Linked DNA regions of Homo sapiens: regions 2 and 3 are each linked to region 1. The links are chromatin contacts, found by Hi-C or POLR2A ChIA-PET in ENCODE. All regions are on one chromosome and are shown on one strand. The core of a region is the stretch at or near the end of the contact, and the rest is flanking DNA. Distances in the headings are between cores, read along the strand shown.

What was found. Hi-C counts contacts between places; a loop is a spot of excess contacts on that map. ChIA-PET counts read pairs that join two places held with the same protein, here RNA polymerase II (POLR2A). Pooled maps may share reads with other maps.
Region 2: a loop to region 1 is called in a pooled map, with 8 times the contacts of the local background. The contact joins the promoter of LMBR1L here to the promoter of BCDIN3D-AS1 in region 1. A Hi-C loop is called at or near these places in 6 of 50 pooled maps. POLR2A ChIA-PET finds 5 or more read pairs at or near these places in 3 of 52 experiments (HEK293T, activated B cell and activated naive CD8-positive, alpha-beta T cell).
Region 3: a pooled map shows a loop between it and region 1 (18-fold over the local background). The contact joins the promoter of TUBA1A here to the promoter of BCDIN3D-AS1 in region 1. A Hi-C loop is called at or near these places in 1 of 37 single-sample maps with no recorded cell type and 8 of 50 pooled maps. POLR2A ChIA-PET finds 5 or more read pairs at or near these places in 2 of 52 experiments (A673 and naive thymus-derived CD4-positive, alpha-beta T cell).

Annotation. Positions count from the first base shown.
Region 1 is chr12:49,825,874-49,830,600 of GRCh38, forward strand. It overlaps BCDIN3D-AS1 (BCDIN3D antisense RNA 1), which reads left to right and starts at 2,670. Exons shown (of 3, transcript NR_027501.1): 1 at 2,670-2,871; 2 at 3,062-3,210. It overlaps NCKAP5L (NCK associated protein 5 like), which reads right to left and starts at 2,540. Exons shown (of 13, transcript NM_001037806.4): 1 at 2,449-2,540. RefSeq lists enhancers at 1-805, 1,949-1,998, 2,414-2,992, 2,993-3,571 and a silencer at 2,259-2,668.
Region 2 is chr12:49,108,173-49,112,899 of GRCh38, forward strand. It overlaps LMBR1L (limb development membrane protein 1 like), which reads right to left and starts at 2,675. Exons shown (of 17, transcript NM_018113.4): 1 at 2,312-2,675. The coding sequence starts at 2,383. RefSeq lists an enhancer at 1,844-2,383 and a silencer at 3,241-3,421.
Region 3 is chr12:49,187,188-49,191,914 of GRCh38, forward strand. TUBA1A (tubulin alpha 1a) reads right to left here and starts at 1,893. Exons shown (of 4, transcript NM_006009.4): 1 at 1,790-1,893. The coding sequence starts at 1,792. RefSeq lists enhancers at 1,572-2,163, 1,662-1,781.

The DNA of each region.
Region 1 (4,727 bases), core at 1,420-3,919:
ACCGAGGATGAAAACAAACAAGAAGAACTTCAAGACCTCTGGCTCTTGGGCTGGAAAGCAAGTCCCAACCTGGAGAGCCCAACTCCTGAGAAGTCCTACCCTGGGGAGGGAAGGGGCTGGGAAAGGTGGGGTGGGGGCAGCTTCTCCTCACTGCTGCCACTGGCTGGTATAGCAGGGCCTGGGAGGCTGGCTGGGCTGGATGAGGGCGGTGGGGAAGAATCCTTAGCCCCTTGCCTGGGACCTGGGGGTGTGAGTACAGCAGTGAGGTGGGCAGGGCTGGGGGTGGGATGGGCAAAAGCAGTGGGGCCCTCCTTGCCCTCCTCCTATAAGAGGGCGGGTGGGTGAGTATGTTGTGCTCCCTGGCCCAGATCCTAAAACAAGTCCCAACAGCTGAGACGTAAACTGTCTCCTGGGAATCTGCTTACCCTGCTGGCCCTTGGCTGCCTCCTCCTCTCTCAGCTCCTCTTCAAAGGGCCAGGATGTCTCACCACAGGCGTGATGGGTGGGCCAAACCCAAGCCAGCAGGAGCAGGAGTTCATATCCCAAGGCACCAGGGGTGTGTGGGACAAGGTCTACTCTCAGGCTTAGAATAAGGGAATCTGTTCTCTCTACCCAGGGTTCTAATCCTAACTAATTGCAATTTAAAGCACACCCAACACTTTAGCTCCCTCTAAATGGAACCATTCTGCCAGAGGACCTTTCTCCCCTATAGATTCACCCATCAGTGGAACCATTCAATGTCAAAAAGTGGAAGGGAATATTAGAGCTATCTAGTCCAACTACTGACATTTAAAGATGGGGAAACTGAGCCCCAGAGAGCAAACTGTCTTGGCCAAGGTCATACAGCAAGCTAGGAAAAGTAGGGACCAGAGCTTCTGACTCTGTCTTTATTGATACCCGCTTGCTCCCCAAACACTTAGGTCTTCACCGGCCTATCATGAAGATCCTTCTTCCCTGCCAACCACAGCACCTGCCCCTCCAGGTCCTCACTCTCTTCGTGAGGGCCAGAGCTGGAGAAAGATGCTGGAGGGACAAAGCCACCTCATGCACAGACCATAGACTTTGAAAACAAGCTTGAACATGGGAATATCTCCCCGGAAAGGAATACACACGGTTTCTTTGGGATAGGAAACCCACTAATCCCAGGTTGTTTTTAGGAAGATGGGGGGACCAATTTGAGAAGTGAATTTTCCTATCACACAAGGAGTCTCAGAGAGCCAGATGGCGTAATGTCTGCAAGGGAGGGTCTGCAACAAGGCAAATGGGCTATGTTCATTTTCCCCGAAAGTACTGACCACAAAACGGTAAGGCATTGACACTCTTTCTACTGCTCCCCAGGCCACCCCTGCCCGGGCCACTTCCTCTGGCTGACCATTGTGCTTAAGAAGGAGGACCCATGACAGACGCGGAGAAGTGGGAGGGAGGGATTGCCTCTACAGCCAGAGAACTCCTTAGCCCAAGACCCCCAGCTCCTCAGCAAGGCAGGCCTTTAAGAAGTAGCAGCTGGACAGACTAAGTGGACTCAGCTGATCCAGCCCTGGGATGCCTGGAAAACCAGGCCTGTGGGAGGTGAGGGCCCTCTGTGCCCTTGGGGCCGTGCCAGGACTGGAGATAACGCGGGACCTTGGGCCCAGGACAGGGAGAGGGGAGCTAGGATCCGGGCAGCCGCTTTCTTAGTTGGGCTAAGCCAGGGAAGCGTCGGGCACAGATGAATTCTCTGCATTCTTCTGGCACCGCAGCCAGCACCCAGAGGGCCTTTTCTGCAGACGCTGCCCTGTCCCTGCTCCCTGCCCAACCAACCCTTCTCCCTCCCTTAGCTTCTCTTCAGCGTGCAGCCCACCAGGTCCTTCCTCCTTCCCGCAGCCCCTCAAAGCCTTTGAAGGGGCTGTTCTCTAGGAGACCCGGTCTTTCCGCCTCTCCCCGCCTTCCCCAGGCCCTACCGCCCCAGGCCACGGGGAATGGGAAGGAGTGCGAAAGGGAGCCCCAGGCTCGTCTCCGCGCCTGCGCTTTGGGGAGAGAGCCCCTCCCCCCGCAATAACCCGGCACCGCTAAGCGGCACCCGGACGGTGGGATGCGGGTTGGGTGGGGTGAGCAGCTGGGGCAAGGTCAGTGCTTTCAAAGAGGGAGGGGAGCCCGGCCCCCGGAACATCCCCCACTCCCGAAAGTTTCCCTTCCGGGGCCACGGAGTGTGCGCGAGGATGGCGCGGGGGGCGGGAGGGGGTGGGGTGGGGGTGCACAGAGTCGCAGCCGGACCCCCGAGGAGGGTGCGGCTGGAGGGAGGGACGGAGGGGCGGGCAGCAGGGTTTGGGCAGGAAGCCGCGACGCCCTCTCCGACTCTGTACTGCCACGAGAGCCTTACCCTCCACACCCCACTCCCCCCGGCCCGGAGCTACAGATCGCCCCCCCGCACTCGCCGCCCTTTCAATCCCAAGTAGACCCAGAACTCACCGAAATCAGGTGTTGAGCTGGGCCAGGGCAGGCCGGATCCGCCAGGTCCATGGCCGCGGCTTGGGGGCGGGGGGCAGAGAAAGGGGGGTGCCGGAGCCGCCTCCTGATGTCAAGGCTTTAAAGGGGCCGGGGAGCCCCGCCCCTGGCCCTGACCCCGCCTCCCTCCTCCCTAGCAGCCAATCCACGTTCAGCCTGGATGCGCGCCCCTCCCAGCCCCCTCCAGATGTTCCCAGGACGCGAGCTAAGTCTGCCCGGCCGGCGCGCGCCGCTTCCGCTTTGGTGGGAAGGACCTCCCTTCCCCCTTATAGAAACACTTTCTCCAGGCCGGGCCGGGCTTGGTAAACCTCAGCCGTGCCTGGGTAGAGGACGCCGGGCTGGGCCGAGCGGGGGTGGAATGAGGGCGTCTAGAACAGAGAAAACTAAGTAGGTGCGCGCGGGCCCACAGGCATGCGCGTTTGCTTCTGTGGGGCTGGGCGTGCACGTGTATGTGTGGTTGTGAGCGTCGGTGTTTGTAATTTGCTTTTCTGCATACGTGTTGGGTGTAAATCCATGGGGGAAAGGCTTGAGTGCCTCTTTGGCCTTAAATGCTCCCGCCTCTCTCTTCCTTCTCCAGGATGGGGTCGTCCCCCCAGTAATCTGGAAAACAGTTACAGCAACAGGCTCCTCTCATCAGACGGCAGTGCTGGTCGTTTCCTCACTGGTTTGCGGGGAAGGCTGGGCAGAAAAAGGATGCAACCTTGTTCTCAACCACTTGCTATCTCGGTGAGGATGAGGAAAAGCAAACAGCCCATCCAGGCCCCTGCAGAGCCTCAGAGCTTCAATATCATTCCCATTAGTCCTTAATTAAACACCTATTTGCCCTTGCCTAAATACCGTATAACCCTCACAGCCTGCATTGTAGTGACTGCCCCAGAAATGTAGGTTCTCACCTGGGTTCTGCAGGGAAATACGAAGGAATCCCTAGGTACAGTCTCCGCCTACTTCATTAAAATTTCTTTTGTTGCGAGTATACAAAGGATGCAGCTTAGAGTATCATATTAGTCCAATAAAGGAACATAAAAAGTAAGGCAAGTTAGGGTGCTCAGATTGGCTAGGATTAAGAGTTCTTTTCTGAAGGAGGTTTATTTAAATACGGAATTTGAAGGGCAGAGAGAGCTTGAGTAGGGTCCAGGCAGGGTAAAGGCCACAAGGAGATTCAGATAGGAAAGAGCAAATTATCTGCGTGGGACCGTGAGCAGATCACCGTGGTACGTTGGGAAGTGGGAGAAATTAATGGAGGAGGTTTCTTATGGAGGAGAGCAGAATAAGGATATGGATGTGACAAGACATAAGATAAAGAAGTCATTTTGGGTTCTTGAGCATAGAGGTAGTTTGATGAAAAGAGTGCCCAAGGACAGCTATTACTGGAACCTAAAAGATGTCTTGATGGGTACCCCCACCAGCTTTCTCATTTTTTTGCTTAAAAAATATTTTATTCTTTTCTTTTCTCTGAGATGGAGTCTCACTCTGTCCCAGGTTGGACGGAGTGCAGTGGCACAATCTCTGCTCACTGCAACCTCCACCTCCTGATTTCAGGTGATTCTCCTGCCTCAGCCTCCCAAGTAGCTGGTATTATAAGAGTGCACCACCACACCTGGCTAATTTTTGTATTTTTAGTAGAGACGGAGGCTTCACCATGTTGGCCAGGCTGGTCTCGAACTCCTGACCTCAGGTGATTTGCCCACCTCGGCCTCCCAAAGTGCTAGGATTATAGATGTGAGCCACCATGCCCGGCCCTTAAATTATTCTTAACGTGCAATAAAATGCACACATCTTAGGTGCTTTGTTTGGTGAATTTCAAAATATACACCTATGTAATTAACACCCAAAACAAGATACTGAACCACCACCCTATAAAGTTCCCTCATGCCCCTTTATAGTTGATCACCCCACACCCACCACCACCCTCCCCTGGCAACTTCCTGAATTATAGCACCATAGATTTGTCTGCATTTGTATTTCACATATATGGAGCTTTACAGTATGTACTTGTGTCTGTATCCTTTAGCTTAGTAATGTTTTTGAGATCCATCCATGTGTATCAGTAATCTGTTCTTTTTTATTGCTGAGTATTATTCCATTGCATGAATATATCACAATGTGTTTATCCATTCTTCAATTGATGGATATTTGGGTATTTCCAGTTGGGGTTATGATGAATATGGCTGCTATTAACATTCTGGTGCAAATATTTTCATAGACATGTTTTCATTTCTCCTTTTCACCTTATTTCTTGATGA
Region 2 (4,727 bases), core at 1,425-3,924, 720 kb before region 1:
GAATCACTTGAATTCAGGAGGTGGAGGTTGCAGTGAGCTGTGATGGCGCCACTGCACTCTAGCCTGGGTGACAGAGCAAGACTCCATCTCAAAAAAAATTACAAAAATTGGCTGGGCGCAGTGGCTCACGCCTATAATCCCAGCATTTTGGGAGGCCGAGGCGGGAGGATCACGAGGTCAAGAGATCAAGACCATCCTGGCCAACATGGCGAAACCCTGTCTCTACTAAAAATACAAAAATTAGCCAGGCGTGGTGGCATGCACCTGTAGTCTCAGCTACTTGAGAGGCTGAGGCAGGAGAATTGCTTGAACCCGGGAGGCGGAGGTTGTAGTGAGCCGAGATTGTGCCACTGCACTCCAGCTCTGGCAACAGAGCAAGACTGAGTCTCAAAAAAAAAAAAAAAAAAAAAAAAAGGCCGTGTGTGGTGGCAGGTGCCTGTAATCCCAGCTACTCGGGAGGCTGAGGTACAAGAATCACTAGAACCTGGGAGGCGGAGGTTGCAGTGAGCAGAGATAACGCCACTGCACTCCAGCCTGGGCGACAGAGTGAGACTAGGTCAAAAACAAAACTAAACAAAACAAAAAAAACACCAGAGAGTCTCAAGAAGAGAAGTTATTGTGTTTGAGATAGGCCAAGAATACAAGATCAGTCTCATGGGTCTTCCAGTCTCCAGAAAGGGCTGACCCCACAAGGAAAACACATACAGCTATCTGTACAAGGAGGGAAGAATCCACAGAGACGCAGGAGAGCCATCGATCTAGAACAAAGTCATAGCTTTTGATATTAGGGAAGCAGAACAGAAGGAGCCACTCAGATTGTAGCTGCAAGATTTTTATAGCCTGTGTTCTGCTCTGGGCTTGCGTAATAGCCAGGAAGGTGGGAGGGCTCAAAAGGTCAGGCTGGAGTTCCACGCAGTTCCAAGAAGCTAGGCTGCTCTCTAGCCTCTAGATGAGAGCCAGGTGGGGGAGGCACCATAAGTCTTCAGGCTACCCTTAGCCAGCACTGATGTTCTCAGCTCATGGGACTAAAGGATTAGGGAGACATCCAGGAGGCTGCTTCTGTCCAAGGTCTCATCCCTCCCTGTTCTCTAGGAATTTGAGCCTCCAGCCCGACACTGTCTCAAGGCCTGGGTGTGCCTCTGCAATATGCCCAACCCACCATGTGGACTGTCCACCAAGAAACACACAAGGAAGGCTTGCCGAAAGCACACTTCTACTGGAGTTGCACACACAGACTAATATACTTTCCTGTCCTCACAGATAAGAGCAGACCTAATTATGTCCTGGCTCAATTTACCCCTCCTCCAATCAGGCTGCCCAGGGCTGGCTAGAGCCCAGCCTGAGAAAAATGAAGGGAATGACCCCAACAATGGATTCCCACACTTACTAACATTTCTTTCTGTTTTTCCAAACCATTCCCTTTCCATTTACTATCTGGAGATGAGGGTTGCCCTGGTGAGCTCTGGGGAAGGACACAGGAGAAAGGAGAGAGGTGAAAATTCAAAGCAAGGCTGAGAAAGATATGACACCCTAAGCTCCACTGGGTACCCCTACCCCAGAATTGAGTAGTCCACTTCTGTGCGCAAGGTTCAGTTGTCGCTCTAAGTGGCAGGGAGGGCGTAAGGAACAGCAGCCAGGTACCCTCTGAAGCCCTGGGAGGACCACTCACTGGGGAAACCCCGGAATGGCTGAGAGGCTGGGAACCCAGCCTTGCAGGGTTTCAAACAAACACCAATGAGAAAGAAAAAAGACGGGGGAATACTTGGTTGTTCCTCATCTCTACATATTAGGATCCACCCCAGCAAGACTCCTTTCTTCCAAAGCAGATGACCCACCAAGTCCCCAGGTTCCTCCCGTCTGCCATCCCTACACCTCCCCTCTTTTCTGGAATCAAGCTCAGTGTGACGACGTCTCCCCTTCATCCAACGTCAGCTGAGTTTGCCCTCAACCCAGTTTGAGAAGCAAACCCATCCTTCCCCGATTATCAGACTAAGGCAGACTCCGCAGGCTCTCAGACCCCGGAGACCCCCAACAGGAAGACGCGCTGGGTGAGGGGTGGGAGGGAGGGGCAGGGGAGGGGCGTGTGGGGGAGGAACGGAAACGACGGCCTTTGTTTATCGCTCAGGGACCCAGCTGATCCCATCTAGGGGATCGCTAGCCGGGCACCCGCCCTTCTGCCCGGACGGAGGCCTCCGTCGCCCGCCGCTGGCCCAGGCATGGTTTGACGGCACTCTGAGACCAGGTGGGCTCGGACCCCAACCTCCCCGTCTCCCGCAACCCCCGCTTCTCCTCGCCGGGGCCCCGCACTCACAATACACTCGCGGATCCTCTCGTGGAATAGCTGTTCTCGCACGGATAGCACTTCGTAGTCAGGTGCTTCCATACTCTGCTCAGCATGACTGAAGCCGAGGTGCCTCTGGGCCCGGGGAGGACGAGCGGGGAGGAAGCCGCCGCCGCCAAGCACCCAGACCCAGCCTAGGGGCCTTTCCTCGCAGCCTGCGACAGAAACTCGGGGCAGTCTGGGGCTCAGATACAGTCGTCCGGACGCCCCGCCCTTAAAGGGGCAGGCACCACCCGCCTCGTTTTAAAGGGCTCTGTCCTCCCTTTGCTCCCCACTCTTTAAGGTCGGGTCGCGCTCACGTTTCAATGCAAACACCCGCCACTAGGCTCGCTACGAGGAAGCGCCGCTGAGGGTCCATCTTTTTAAGAGATCTAGTGACGACACAAGGGATGGGCGGGTTCCTTCCAGGGGGAGGAACTCATTGGCTCCTGGAGAGCTGTCGTTCATCGCTGGAGGAGCGCTGATAGGCTCGCCCTGTGGAGGAAGGCGGGATCTTTTGGGCCTACCGCTGCCCATACTAATAGAGCAACTGTCTCTCTTATCTGGGAAAAGTGAAGGTTCCTGGATTTTAGTAGCAGCCAACATTTTAGTATGACCTTGGTTAAATGAACCGTTTGAAGCAGGCCAGCCAGGCAGGATGTGAGGGCACCCTAGGGGTTCTGAAATGTACCGCTGCCCAGTAACCGATGTTCTGTAGTAGCATTTTCTGTGTGTTTGTGTTGGGGTGCCCCTCCCCACATCCCCACCCCGCTTTCCCGCTGCCAGGAGTTTTCATTCAATCATTTTTGTGGAAGACCTAGTGTGTGCTAGAACAAATACTGAAAAATACTGGAGAGAGGACTACAGAAATACCTTGCAACTTTGTGAAGAAATGCCCACAAGGATCACTGAAGAGTGGGGCTGAGTCAAACATTAGCTAACCACTTACTATGTGCCATTCACTTTATAGTCGTTATCTCAGCCATGTTACCCAGGCTGATCTCGGACTCCTAGTCTCAAAGTGATGGGCCTCCCAAAGTACTGGGATTACAAGGCGTGACCCACCCAGCCTATTATCTCATTTTTAACGTCACAACAACACTTCAGAGGAAGATGTTGTGATTCAGCTTTTATTTCTTTATTTATTTTTGAGACGGAGTTTCGCTCTTATTGCCCAGGCTGCAGTGCAATGGTGTGATTTCGGCTCACTGCAACCTCCGCCTCCCGGGTTCAAGCGATTCTCCTTCCTCAGCCTCCCAAGTAACTGGGATTACAGGCATGCGCCACCGCGCCCAGCTAATTTTGTATTTTTAGTAAAGACGTGGTTTCTCCATGTTGGTCAGGCTCATCTTGAACTCCCAACCTTAGTTGATCCGCCCGCCTCGGCTTCCCAAAGTGCTGGGATTACAGGCGTGAGCCACCACGTCCGGCCAAGATTTTGTGTGTGTGTGTGTGTGTGTGTGTGTGTGTGTGTGTGTGTGTGTGTGTGTGTGTGTGTGTCTTGGAAGTAGACAGGATTTAGACGAAGGGAGATTTTCTTTTAAGTTATTTATTTTTGAGACAGTCTCACTCTGTCGCCCAGGCTGGTGTGCAGTGGTGCGATCACGACTCACTGTAGCCTCCAACTCCAAGGCTCAAGTGATCTTCCCATCTCAGTCTCTTGAGCAGCTGGGATCACAGGCAGGCACCAGCACACTTAGCTGATTCTGCCATGTTGCTCAGTCTGGTCTTGAACTCCTGGGCCCAAGCTGTCGGCCTGCCTTGACCTCCCAAAGTGCAGGGATTACAGGCGTGAGCCAACAGACCCGACCTCCTCTAAATTCTTAAAGCAACATCCAGCTGCATAGTTCAGTGAGCAGTTAAAAATTGGCCATTAGCCGCGCGCGGTGGCTCACGCCTGCAATCCCAGTACTTTGGGAGGCTGAAGCGGGCGGATCAAGAGGTCAGGAGATCGAGACCATCCTGCCTAACACGGTGAAACCCCATCTCTACTTAAAACATAAAAAATTAGCCGGGCGTGGTGGCAGGTGCCTGTAGTCCCAGCTACTCGGGAGGCTGAGGGAGGAGAATGGCGTGAACCCGGGAGGCGGAGCTTGCAGTGAGCCGAGATCGCGCCACTGCACTCCAGCCTGGGTGACAGAGCGAGACTCCATCTCAAAAAAAAAAAAAAAAGAAAAGAAAAAGAAATTGGCCATAAGACCGGGCGCGGTGACTCATGCCTGTAATCCTAGCACTTTGGGAGGCCGAGACGGGTGGATTACCTGAAGTCAGGTGCTGAGAGCAGCTCGGTCGGGGAGACCCTAACCCAGCGGCACTAGAGGAATTAAAGACACACAGAAATATAGAGATGTGAAGTGGGAAATCAGGGGTCTCACAGCCTTCAGAGCTGAGAGCCAGGAACAGAGAT
Region 3 (4,727 bases), core at 643-3,142, 640 kb before region 1:
CTGCTTTCTTCCCTTTTAAATAAAGATGAAAGTTTCCTCTGAATAGGACTTGATATTATAATCCGGACATCTGTACTGCAGCTGAGGCAAGAAGCCACACCCTTCTGCAGTCTGTCTGCAGAATCCATCAATACTAGGAGTTTAGACAAGGTCTGCCTTCTGCATTGCTGCATTGCTGTATTTGCTGTGCCTGGTGCTAGCCTGTACTGTCTGCTACATTATTTAACAGAGCAAGCTCTATTTCCAGCAGCTGCCTACATGATCTCATTGTGCTGTTTTGCCAGTTTTCCTCCTCTGACCCCGCCCGGGACCATGTGCCTGAATTGAAATGAATTAATTAAGATGCACTGGAACAAAAGACAACGGGATGCGGAGTATAATTCTTCTTTGTCTGTAGCAATTTCATTACTTTTTTTTTTAAAAAAAAAGGTTTTTCCAGATCTTCTCCACTGTAAAAGCTGAAAAATTATCCGTATCTTAACACACACACACACAAAAGTTCCTAAGTTAGAAACAAGCATCACATGAAAAGGTACCAAAGAATAAAAGCCCAGTGGAAGGATAATGAAATATTTATTTAAAACAACAAAATAGTATTTTCATCCTGAGATTCTCTACCCATCACATAATATTCATATTCTTTGCATCCAATAGAGGTTTTCTTCTCTGTGGTCTTTAGGGCTACCACTTTCATTGTCTATTCGCTGATGTGGTGGGGGCGGGGCGGGGGGGCGGCGGGGAAGGGCGTTTCCCTGGGTCCTGACCATCAGGGTACCCTGGGGCTCACAAAGTGGGCTTTCTCCCTCGCTGAACGTGCAGTCCAGACAGACAGACAGACACACACACACACACACACACACTTCAGTCGGTCAGGGCAGGGCGTCCCACAGACACACACACACACACACACACACACACACACACACTTCAGTCGGTCAGGGCAGGGCGTCCCCAGACCAGACATTAAAGAGCTTGTGAAGTGAATTATGATTTTGCTCAAGAAAAAAAAAAGTCATCTAACTTATAATAGTGAAGAAAACCCTTTTGGAGCCTACAGTTCCGCAATGATGAAAGGTTTTTTTGTTTTTTTTTCAGTCAGCTCCTGACAGAAGAGGTTCAGTGAGGGCGAACCCCGCCCAGTGGCTCCAACGCCATAGAAGCCAGAAACAAACAACCCCGCCCCTGCGCCGCCCTGACACCCGCTGCCGGGGGCTCCGGCAGAAACTCACCATGTTTTCCCGGGAATGTGTGGGTATCTTTCCAAAACGCCAAAGACCGCGGAGGGTCTTCCCACGCTAACCCTAGGCTGCGCTTTGTTCCCGTTCCCCCTCCCACGTCCCCCAGCTCGCCCAACGCCCCCGCTCTTTTTGGGTGCCTCCTCCTCTCCCGGTCCCCAGAGAACAACGCGAGACAGAAAGTGGCCCCTCAGCATCAGCGAAACCGTGCGCACAGACACGGGGCCCAGCCGGGACGCCCCAGACCCCTCGGTCGCGGCAGACGGGCTGCCCGCGGCCCCCGAAAGTCTCTCGGATAACACAGGCGCCTAGGCGCCGCCTTTGTTCCTCCCCAGCGCTCTGCTGCGCCCTGGGCGCAGTACTGGCCCGGTTCCTGCACCCGCACTGCGGCGGCGGCGGGGCTTGAGGATTTGGGGCTAAGCTAAACCTCACAAAACATACCACCACCCTCGCCCAGAGAGCTTACGAAAGAAAAGAGCTTAAAGGTTTTCCAAGTAGAGCCTGGGGGCGCTGACTCCACCCAACGGCCACAAAGAGCCGAAGCCGATTCTCACCATGGTTGCTGCTTCGCGACTGCCGAGCTGATGGCGGAGACGAAGAGGAGAGGTTGTTGCTTCTTACAGCGCGACTCTTAGGCGGTCGATGTAAGAGAACCTGCGGCACATAGGCGGATGCGGCTCCCTATATACAACTCGGTCACCATGGGGATGGGCCGGGGCCTTTTCCTGTTGGTCCAGACCCCCAATCTGCCCAGAGAAGCCATGACAGGAGACTGGTGATTGGTGCAAGCGACGTGGGATGAGGTAATCTCTCCCCCACCCCTTTTTCTCTAGCATCCGTAGACTGTTTGCATCCTTTAGACAAAGAGACCGTGCAGAAGCAGTCGGCCGAGCATCCATTATGGGGCGGGGTTGGGGAGGGGCGGAAGGAGAAGAAAGGGGACTGGGGTTAGAAGACTTTCTGTTGCTTAAACCTCAAACTGCAGTTAAAATTATCTATGTGAGGTTTTTTCCCCCTACCCTTAATAACAATTTATGTTTAGATTAAATATTTAAAGGAAAATGACTGCCAGCCCCTCCCTCGTAGTATATTAAACTCGACTACATTTTGTTAGGGTTCAACATCTCTAATTGCTTTAAACGTAAAGTGGGAGGGAAAATCGGCATGATGCTCGAAATGGCCTGGGTATATGTGATTTTTTTAATTTAAAAAAAGATTTAGCCATACGGTCATTCCAAATGGTTTCTCAGGTTCAACTAACTTATTTTCAGAGCTTCTTCTGCAGGCACACGCACACCCGAATAGCTAAACAAAACTGGAAGATGGAAAGAATAACCATATTAAATAAAGAAGCGAACAAATAGTTCTAACATGGCAATAATCAAGAGCAAGTGAACGTAGAGTAGTTATAATGGTTTACTAGAGGTATTCTTTTATGAGAAGTCTATGTAACACATTTTGTATGGTACATTGTCCTTTGGAATGAATCATCTTTCCTGATAGAAAATTGGGAAAATACAAGGAGAAATAATTGAGCTCAGAAGTTAGTACTACATGTGTGCAGTTACATATCTGAATTGGACTTTTGTCTGGAAAGTAACAAGCAAAATAATAGTAATAACCAATACACCAAATTAAAAAGAAGAAGAGAATAATATAATGTAAAAAGAATTTTGCAATGTCGCCTCCATCCACAGACAACTGTGAAACATCAGCTCAATAAACGCATTTCCTTTTTATGTAGTTCTTATGTCAATTTGGTAAATATCCTCCTGCGAGTGGGCTTCTAACTGTGGGAATTTTAGCCGGCCTCACACCCTTGCTGTTCAGCTAGAGACTCTGGTGGTTGCTCAGTTGTCCCTTGGGACAAAAAGGCTTTGCTTTCACCCCTAGGAAATAAATTGGAGTAAAATTATCTTGATATTTAGGAAGCCTCCATTCTCAGCAACGATCCGGAGTAAGTCACTGGACTTCGTACCACTGGATGTTGGTGATGAAATTTCAGAGGTAAATAAGTTTGGCCACTAAAGTTGAAAATTTATTTTTTACAAATAATTTTTCCTTTTGGTTTTCAGAGACAAATTTTCAGGGTCTGCAGCACTACTCACACAGTGCTCTGCGGAACCCATTCATTCCTGCTAGGCTGGCAGGCTAAGAAGGGCGTGGGAGGGAGGGACTTGAGAATACAGCTGCTGCAGGTTGTGGTGTGACAATGGCGACCACAGATTTTTCTAGCCTGCCATCCACAGTTCTGCTTTACTTGATCAATTTTGCTTCAGTAATATTCTCTGGAAAAAAAATAATATCCAAAATGCAAAAATCATTTTATCTACTTATTGTATATTTCCTAGGAAAAAATAATCCTCAACATCATCTTATCTCCACTTCTTTAGCAAAAAAAAAAAAAAAGTATATTTCAGAAGAGACAGGAGGATTAGGTATTTGAATGCTTCTTTCAGAACCCAGAAATATATTTAACAAAAATAAGAATTAAATGGCATAAGGAAGCATAAGGATTAATAAGTAGCTCATTCAAAATACTTTCACAATTTTAATAATAAAATATATCAGACACTATTGGACTATAGTAACATGTACAAGTCTTTTTGGAATGAGAAGCAGAGTTTGAACATTATTTTCTTTACAATATAAAAAGATTAATTAAGAAATATGTCACTTATCCAATAGTCTCAGTTCTTTATGCAATTTCCAAAGGATTAAATAAAAGAGAGGAGGGTTCACGTGGTTGATTCTTTGAAATTCTATCTCAGAGCCATTCTGTTCCTTATGTAAATGAGGGTTATTCCCTCCGCTTGGGCATATGTAACAAGATCTAGGTCAGAAATAGACTATTTAGGCACTGATAATCTCAAATATATAAACAAGAGATCGGGGAAATAACTAATCTATAATTTTTGTTCTTTATTATCTGATTTAATAGCACTCAAACTGTGGAAAGGAAAACAATACTTTTTTTACTAGTTCATCTCTTATTTTTATTGCCATTTAAAAAAATTTGACATCAATATACATGTACAAGTATTCTGCTAATGGATTCATTCTTGTACACAGTAAGATTAGCATAAAACATTCTTCTTTCATAATATTTGTAGAATTTTAATCATTTATTCACATGTCTACATTTCTCCTCCATTAAAATGTAAGTCCTAATTCCTGTCAAAGTGCCTAACTACAGTAGACGTTATACACTACATGTTTGCTCAATTAAATGAACAGCTCTCTGTGCAGTTTCTTTCTCTTTCTTTCTTTCTTCCTTTCTTTCTTTCTTTCTCTCTCTCTCTCTCTCTCTCTCTCTTTCTTTCTTTCTCTCTTTCTTTCTTTCTTTTTTTTGAGATGGAGTCTCATTCGGTTGCCCAGGCTGGAGTCAGTGACATGATCTCAGCTCACTGCAACCTCCGCTTCCCGAGTTCAAGCGATTCTCCTGCCTCAACCTCCCGAGTAGCTGGGATTACAGGTGCTGGCCACCACACC